Regions from separate parts of the Homo sapiens genome. Here region 2 is linked to region 1. A link is a contact called in ENCODE Hi-C or POLR2A ChIA-PET data. All regions are on one chromosome and are shown on one strand. Each heading gives the region's core, a stretch centred on a gene start or an enhancer-like site at or near the end of the contact. The rest is flanking DNA. Distances are from core to core; before and after follow the strand shown. Region 1 overlaps LOC105374942 (a long non-coding RNA gene). Region 2 overlaps LOC101928331 (a long non-coding RNA gene).

Region 1 (4,426 bases), core at 637-3,136:
ACTGGCAATAGACAGATTAGCAGAAGAAAAGAGAAGATTTATTTACGCATGCATTTGACGTCACTAATGAGTAACTCACTGAATACCCAGTGGTGAAGGTTTCTATACAGGTTGAATATCCCTTATTTGAAATGCTTGGGACTTAGAAGTGTTTCAGATTTTGGATTTTTTCAGATTTTGGAATGTTTGCATACGCGTAATGAGATCTTGGGAATCTCAGGCCCTATGTCTAAACACAAAATTCATTTATGTTTTCCATGCAACTTATACCCATAGACTGATGATAACTTCATACAGTTTTAAAGAGAATTTTGCACATAAACAAAGTTTGTGTCCTTTCGTATATGTGTCTGGAATTTTCCACTTGTGGCATCCTCTCAGTGCTCAAAAACTTTCTGAGTTTTAGAGCAGTTTGGATTTTGGATTAAGGATGCTCGAATTGTACCAATATAACAAAAAAGGGAGCAGCAGGAATTTAGGGATTCGATGGGAAAATGTGTAAGGTGCAGTGCGTTTTTCTTTGTGCCAATGGGAAGGGACAATTTGTCCACTTCCTGGAATTCGCAGGAAAGCCCCTCAGAGCAGGGTTAATAGCAGCCTGTATTTTTGAAAGACTCTGTGTTAGTCAGATAAGGAAAGTTCAGATAAGATTTTAAATATTCTCACCTCTAAACAACCTTTATGCCAAAGCTGTCATCCCTTTAATACATATATGCATGCATATACACATGTAAATATATATTATATAGGTATATATACATACACATATGATTTATGTATACCTATATAATATATATTTATATAGGTATACACACACGGGATATTCTATACTTACACCACTTATGGCAATTATTTTTAAAATCTCCCTGCTTTTTCTCTTGTTCATCTCTGCCCCCTCCCAAGATCCTGGCTTGCCCTCCTGATGCCCGCAGGGTCAGGACCAGATCTAGGAGAAATGAGGAAGTCGCAAAGTGGCATGTGTAGACTGCGTGGTTTGCTGAGAGCCTTCAGTATGATGACAGGGTAGCGCTAGGCTCTTAGGTCCGCCGTGAATCTAAGTGCAAGTCAGTTATGCTTGGCTCAAGCTCTTTACCCTCTAAGTAGATTTCCCAGGGAGTTTCAGAAACACCAGCACAGGACGGAGGAATTTTCCGAGAGTGCGTGCTCCTGCATTAGCGGGTGTACGCAAGAGCCAGAGAAATCTGGGCTCTCATATTCACTGGGCTCCCACTGGCTAGAAAACTCAGGGTCTAAACTCCAGCGAACATTCTCAAAAGAATCAAAGAACCTCTCTACCTCTTCCTACATTGTGTGGCCACTGTTGACTCTCTCCCACAGCACTCCCAGAAATTGTTCTGGATCTTTCCTAGAAGACAGCTTAGGGACATTTATCTTTCCCCTGTCCTCCTTGGTGACAGCATGTGTGGACCACTCCCCACTGGTTGGCATCTCATCTCGGCCCCTTTGCCTCATTTCTACGCTGCAGAGAGTTTCCCACAAAATTTTCCCACAAATTTTTTTTTTTAGCATTTAGCGGGGATTTCACCAGCAAAGCAAAAGACTCTGCCTGCAGGCTGATTGGTTGCAAAAGAAAAGGTGAAGACATTTCTGAAGAATGGTCCCATTTGAGAAGCGAAAAGCAGCCCTGGTCAAACTTGTGGCCTAGTCCCCTGTGAGTGTTTTTGTCGCTCAGTAGACTGCTTCTGCCACTGTTTATCCAGCACAGGGAAGGTGCTTTGAATAGATGTCTTTGCTGACACGGATCCCTTTGCTTTGTGAATAGGGCGATTACTGAACAATGAAGCTGTTACATTAGGAGCAGGAGCTGGCTGGAGCCAACAAATCTCCTCTACGTTTACAGAGCTATAATTATCCAAAGTTTCAAAACACAATGGTATCTGCTGAGAGGGAACATCTGGGAGGGAACCAAGCCATCCCAATTAAAGGAGCGATGCACAGCCCATGGACTGGATGAGTCCGCATTAATGGGGTGGTGATTTTTTTAGATGTCACTCAAGTTAACAAATGTGCTGAAAGGTTTAAGCAGAACAAATGTGCAGGGGGATAAAAAAATCACATCAAGAAGAGAGATCTGTTTTATAAGAACATCTACAAATTGGTTGCAGAAAGCATTCCAGGCTGCTGTTATGAACACTAATCAAGAGAAAAATGTTTCATGAGGTTTTTCCCATATGAAAATAAAAGCTTTTTCCAGTTGCCATTTCATTTCAAAATAAATTCTTTTAACCTCCAGAGGACCCCGCGTGACAGAGTGGGGTGGGAGGACAGCATTGTGGGGAGGTCTGAGTGGTTCGGGGTTATGGGGCTTGTGCCGGCACTTAGGCTCACCATAAAGATTAGGGGAAATTGGTTGTTTTGAGAGATTGGAGACTTGATCCTATAAATAGATTTGGCCCAGATAGTAGCGCTGGACTCCGCTTTGCCAATGAAGTTTACAGCATGCTCTCCGCCGTAACAATCTGTCCTAAAATGGGTATGGGCCACATGCTTAGGGCTCCTGAGCACTTCAAGACCTACAATCTAAATCAAGGGTCTATTGCACCTATTACATAAGTTGAGGGCAATTCTTCCAGGTTAAAAAAAAAAAAAAAAAAAACTAAAAGAATAGTTATGAGGGCAGTAACAAAACCAGACAAAAGAATCTCTTATTCATCATCTTATACCTCTGGGAATGTTTGCTCTAATGGAGTGAGAGTTCCATCGGGGGCGGGGAGTGGGGCCAGCATAGAGGATTATTTCTTCAATTATGCTTCCTTCCCATCTGTTTGGGGGCACTGCAGCAGCATCACACAAGGACTCAGCTCAGTTCTGAAGGCAGAATCTGGAAAATGATTTGGGTCATCACAGGCTATACAGCAGAGCCCACAGTAGGCTAAATCAGGAAAGTGGGGTGTTGGACAGGTTTTTCCCAAGCTGTCCTTTTCTGGGCTTTTGCTGATGCTCCTGCTGCAATGGGGTCCCTCCCCACTTTCAGTGCCCTGTTGGTCCCCCTTCTGATTGTTTCCCACAGAAGTACACTAAAACATGCTGACAGAGCACTTGCTAGCTTTCACTTACTCCAAAGGGAGAAAAAGTTTAAGTCTCTTTATCAACTTTCCCATAGGTATTTGCATGATTATTGCCGCAAAAGCAGTATTATAGCAACATAAAAAATGAATAATTAAAAACAGTTACCAATTAACCCACCACCCTACTACCATTTGAGTACCCCTAAGCCCATTTGTTCGCTGAGCCTTCACCTGCTTTTTCCTTTCTGCTTTGTGAAATATTTGCCTATTTCTAAGTTTTACTATGGAAGGTAATACCACCATCAACACGTGCATTCTTTTTAACCTTCTGTGAAAGATCTCTCCAGAAATCTTGGACCGATGCACAGTACTGGGAACTGAATTGTGCCAAAATTCATATGTTGAAGTGTTAACCCCCTGTATTTGGAGATACAGATGTTAGAGAGGTAATTAAGGTTAAATTAGGTCATAAGGGTGCAGCCTAAATCCATATGACAGGTGTTCTTATAAAAAGAGAAAGAGAAAGCCGAGATCTCTCTCTTCCTCCATGTACACAGAAGAAAGATCACTGGAAGACACAGAGAGAAGGCGGCCATCTGCAAACCAAGGAAAGAGGCCTCAGGACAAATCAAATCTGCAATGCCTTGATCTTGGACTTACAGCCCCCAGAACTGTGAGAAAATCAATGTCTGTTGTTTAAGCCTCCCCGTCTGTGGCATTTTGTTATGGTAGCCCAAGTAGACGAATACACACAGTGTTGGGGTTGAAAGGTTAGGAAGAGAAAAGCAGCCTTTGACATTAGGAGCAGGCCTGGCCCTCACAGCTAGCCCATGTGTTCTCCTGCTGAACACAAACAATTTCACAGAACTCTAACATCAGATAAGGCCACTCTGAGGCCACGAAGGGTCAGGACAAGAAAAAGGCCACCGCACAATCGTGTCTGAATCCAGACAAATACACAAACCACAAAAATGACCCAGGCATCTTCCTATCCTGGATAAATGAATGACTGCCACAGCTTTCTTACCCATTTTAAGCTTTAGCCTTGCTCTAGTTTTTTTTCGCCTTCTAGATTAGATTTATTCATAGAACTACTCACACTTCCTGATAGCATCCAATCCAGAACAAAGCCCCACTTCCTTAAATCTTCCCCCTAAATACCTAATATGAGCCAAAATCCTACCACAAGTCCTTTCTAAGCTCCTACTGAGCAACTCTATGGTTCCTTGTAAGCACTAAACCCAGCTTGGTGTGTGTATGTTTCTGGTGGTCACTGGCTGAGCAACGTTATCAGTGATGTGAATGTTTTTGTGGTTTTTAATAAGCATTTAACATTGCTGATCAAAGAAGCTAATCAATTTTGATTGCTTTCAAATATTTTACACAACCTAACCAGC
Region 2 (4,604 bases), core at 682-3,181, 36 kb before region 1:
AGGGAGCTCATCTCACCCCAGCACAGTGTGCTAAGTGTTGTGAAGGACGGCTGTGGGGAGTACAGCGGAGGGTAGGAGGACGGGCAGAGCTGAGGGAACTTCCCAGAAAAAGGTGGCCCCAGAGAGAAAGATTTTGCTGGCTAAGGACTTTTATGGAAACCTAACTTGGGATGATTTAATTCCAGGTATCTTTATGAAACTTAGGATTTAAAAAAGACAAATGGAGAGTTAGATAAGGAGAGACAAGCATTTCCTATTTATTTAAAGATTCCAAATACAACTCTTCATAAGATATGAATGATCTGTCTTGGCTCCCTTAAAGCACATCCTGGACACATGGCCAAGAAACTGCTTCCTTCAATCACCACGACAGAGTGCCTCGTGTAACAGTGTTCTGCACCTTCCCCTCTCCTCCCCTACCCACACCCATCCTCACACATGCTCCTCCCTGCCCCTGACACTGACAACCTAGGAATTGCTAGGAGAAAAGCCTGGCATATGTGGGAGCCACCCTCAGAGAAGCTGTCCCGAAGGAAAGGTGCTAACTAGGTGAAGACATATGACTCTCTGAGCGCTATTTCTTAATTCTAATGGAGGGAGACTGTGGCATGGAGCCAGGAAACAGAAAAGGCATGAAAAGAAGAACTAATTTGGAGCTGGCGGGGTGAGTGTTTCCTGGCTTATTTAAAAACATAGATACAGAATTCAAACATGGAAGAGGAATCTGACTACCAGAAGGAGACAGGATGTCAACAATGGAGTCAACAATGGCCAGGCCTGAAGCGATGTATTTTGACACTAGGGAAGCCATATAAAGAATACTGCTTGGTGGATCGGGTGGGTTCATCTTATACTCAATGTTTCATTTCCATTTAAATCTCTTGGAGGCAGAGGTTGAGGTTATTGACTTGGCCCCATATTAAGGAAAAATCATAACCCAGGCCTCCAAAGACCTTCCAGACTACAAGAGAAAAAGTCAAACACATGGCTAACGGGCATATATAAGGATCTTCACTGAACACGGACTTTTGAATGTCTATGATGTAGCAAGCACTGTGCTGGACACCACAGGTGCATTAAGGCATATGCCGGAGTCCCTTCCCTCAGGGAACATCCCTTCTAATTGCCACTTAAACATGGCAAACCTACGGAGGTGTGCCAGGACAAGGGCAGTCAGAAGGGTGGTGTGGTATACTGGGAAGCTCATAGACCACCTTGCTTTGAGTGCCTCTCAGCCGCTGTCTTGCTCTGTGATTTTAAGGAAGTCCTTGAACCTCGCTGAGCCTGCTTTTTCCATCTGCAGATTGGTGATAATGAAACCTACCTTGCTGTTTCATGTTGAGGAATCACTGTGAGAAGGTAAGGCCGTAACAATTTGTCGGAAGGAGAAGGAAGGTCAAAGCTTTGTTGAAGAGCTTTATGCTATTGGCCAAACAGAAACATAGAGCCCTGTGTGTGGTAACTCTCAGGGGACATGGTTGCCTCGTGGATAAAAACGTGAGAATTAGAAGAACAGAAAAAGCCAGCAGGAAAACTCAGAGGAAAGAGTCAGAGAGAACAAGGATGTTGTCTGTCTCCAGCATAATTGTGTAGAGCCTGGGATTCATTGCTAGTGACATTCCCTGGCTTCTCCCTCAGTGTGACGTCATGTGCTCTGTGATGTTTATTGCACTGCATTCCAGGGATGCTGCACAGAGCCATGTCCAGTGTCAGAAACCTTGGAAAATAGTCCTCGGTTTAATTTTAACTTTTTATATAAACAGTGACCTAATTTGAGGAAGGCTCGGTCTGGCCAGGCATCCCCGCTCCCACATTTCCTCCTCTTCACTCCCTCCTTCTGCCCTTAGTCAAACTGTCTCGCCTTCATCTCCCATATGGACTTTGCAAACAAGCAAGGGGGATGTGTGAGCTCAGCTAACTTGAAAAGAGAAGACGTGTGCCAGCGAAGCAAAACACTCCAGCCAAGTCATGCACCTCTGCGGGAGGGAGCCACCTCCTCAGCTCTCATCGTGAAATGTTATCTCACCAGGGCAGATGGAGGTACAGACAGAGGACTCCAACGCAACACAAGCAGCTGCCTGTCCAGAAGAGAGCCCTTTCTCTCCCTCCCAGTCCCAGCTCCAGCTGTATTTTCTTTCTTTCTTTCTTGAGCAAGAGGTCAGGTTCTCTCTGTATGCTTTGTGCAAATTAAGTGAGCTGTGAGTGCTGCCTGCGGCCGAAGGAACTACCCTCTGGTCTATGGTTCATCCTTCCTTCACTCCAACCACCACTGAGGGAGCAGAGCCCTCCCTGCCCAAATGCACAAGTGGGCAGCACCTCCGAGAACACAGAAGAATATGAAACGACCCTTCTAATTACTCAGGTGCAAGCAGAGGAGCTAACCATCCCACCGGGAGCCCACCCATGAGTGATGAATTCCAGTGACTGAGCCCAGTGTTGGGGGCTAGGGTAGAGGAAGAGTCCCTTGTGGACACGGTGGGAGGGAGGGAGGCATGAGGGGACAAGCAGGATGCCCTGACAGATTTTAACCCAGAAGCATGAATCCAGGTCTGAGGTCAGCAAACGTTTTCTGTAAAGGGCCAGATAGTAAATAATTTGTACTCTTTGTGGGCCATCCAGTCTCTGTCTACTTGACTCTGCCATCGTAGGGCAAAAACAACCACAGACAATAAATAAACGAACGGGCGTGTCTTGTGTTCCAATAAAAGATGGTTTACAAACACAGGCGGCTACTGGATCTGGCTCATTGGCTGTAGTTTTCTGACTGAAAGATCTAAAAGAACACCCTTTCCCATTGGTTCTGTCCATGTTTCCATATAGCTAACAATATCCTGGAGACCAGTTTGCCGCCCCGTTCCCCAAACCTTTATGTGCCTCTGATTTCTACACCCTGTTACTCTGTCTGCAAAAACCCCCAAATGCTGTAACTGGCTATTCACCTGGACAGAATGGCCTCCTTCAGGGAAAGCCAGCAGGGATGGTGAATTCAGATTTCCTGATTTCGTTGACAAATTCCTCACCACTGGCAGGAATGGGAAAGATAGATATTGAAGGTGCTGAAACCCACCCCTGTTGTCAGTTCAGGAGTGAGGTAAAAACATTCCTTGAGCAATTTGGTTTAGAATCATAGAGCCTCCTATTTTCTAATCCTTCTCTCTTTCTAGGTCTGATAATCTGAATATTGGCACTTCTACTTTATTCTCCATATTTCTTACCTTTTCTTTTCGTTTTCTGTTACTTCATACATTCCTCATGCTTTCTAGAAAAGCTCCTTAGTCTAATATTGCAACCCATAAGTTCCTTTAGCTATACTCACTCTACCATTTTCCCCATTCATTGCTGTGTTTTGTTTTGTTTTGTTTTAGAGTCAGGGTCTTGCTGTGTTGCCCAGGCTAGACTCAAACTCTTGGGCTCAAGGGATCATTCTGTCTGAGACCCCTAGGTAGCTGGGATTACAGGTGTGCACCACCATGCCTGCCATTGAGATCCTTAATCAAGTGTGAGACCCGGTGGAATGGCTAAGGGCTGGACACAGAGATAGATTACTTGTGTTCAAATCCCAGCTCTGCCTATAATTGCAGACAAGTTACTTAACGTTTCTGTGCCTTACTTCCCTCATCTGCAAAATGGGCTTAATAATAGCACCTGTCTTATTCTAGTGAGTATGTAAATGAGCAATGTTCACAGAGCACAGGGGAGAGCAGCATAGTTGAATTCACATTATTTTCAGAACTAGTGCTTCCAGTTCTTTATTCTTACAATTTCTTCCCTGTATTTTATATTGATATTACCTTCCCTTATTTCTTCACTCATATTAACCAGAATCCATTTGAATCCCAACTCTTGCAACACTTCTGCACAGTTTGTGGCCCTTTTCAGCAGGAGTACTCAGCAGGAACATGGTTGTGCCCAGGTGAACTTGCAGTCCCCCGGAATACCACTGAGGGGTTCCAGTGCTGCACATTCCAGAGGGCCACAGGAGTGGCAGGGCATAAGCCCCAGGGCAGGGTGGGAGCCCCACCACCCAAGACACTGTCCATCACTCACCAGAAACCTCTGTGGGGAGGTTTAACTTGAAACCCTTAGAATGATTCAGCACATGTAGGAGGCCGTCTCCAAGGTGGCCACCCACCAGCCTGGGGGCTAAGAGTGAAGGTTAGGGAGATCCTGAGTGCAGCTGCTCAGGCACCCTCTATTTTCATCAACTCCCCCTTCCATCAGGTTTTCTTCTGCCAGATATAAGTGCTGCCTCACCCCCACACCCTCAGACAATAGGACACCAGCACTGAGCCACTGTAGCCATTTCTGTGCTGGGGCAGTCAAGGCTGGTCCTCAGGCAACTCCTGGGTGGAGCAGATGTGGGGACACCAGAGCAGAATTTGTAAAGCTTACTTCCAACCTCCTCTCCAAAGGCGGCTTTGGGCCTCTTCCCTCAGCCCCCCACTGCAGCCACTACGTCCCCCACCTCATGCCAGATGAGACAAGCTGCTGTCACTCCAGAGATCTCTCAAGGTTTTGTGTTGTTGCAAGTGTTGTCAGTTCCTGGAGTTCATCTTTCCCTCTTGCTTCTATGGTTTCTCAAGGGTTGATTTTGGCAGCAGAAG

Evidence for each region. Hi-C counts contacts between places; a loop is a spot of excess contacts on that map. ChIA-PET counts read pairs that join two places held with the same protein, here RNA polymerase II (POLR2A). Pooled maps may share reads with other maps.
Region 2: a map of prostate gland shows a loop between it and region 1 (4-fold over the local background). The contact joins two enhancer-like sites. A Hi-C loop is called at or near these places in 2 of 168 maps with a recorded cell type or tissue (prostate gland and sigmoid colon), 1 of 37 single-sample maps with no recorded cell type and 5 of 50 pooled maps. POLR2A ChIA-PET finds 5 or more read pairs at or near these places in 2 of 52 experiments (H1 and HCT116).

What each region holds. Positions count from the first base shown.
Region 1 is chr6:14,439,044-14,443,469 of GRCh38, reverse strand. The region is part of intron 2 of LOC105374942 (a long non-coding RNA gene); the gene reads left to right. All of the region lies in intron 1 of LOC101928331 (a long non-coding RNA gene), which reads right to left. Among named protein-coding and RNA genes, the nearest start is that of LINC01108, 160 kb to the right of the region's middle. RefSeq lists an enhancer at 1,356-2,054. Within about 2 kb of position 1,886, at least 6 of the 41 ENCODE cell types and tissues checked have a DNase peak (open chromatin) inside an H3K27ac peak, as active enhancers do.
Region 2 is chr6:14,474,463-14,479,066 of GRCh38, reverse strand. All of the region lies in intron 1 of LOC101928331 (a long non-coding RNA gene), which reads right to left. Among named protein-coding and RNA genes, the nearest start is that of LINC01108, 190 kb to the right of the region's middle. RefSeq lists a silencer at 4,173-4,397. Within about 2 kb of position 1,931, at least 11 of the 41 ENCODE cell types and tissues checked have a DNase peak (open chromatin) inside an H3K27ac peak, as active enhancers do.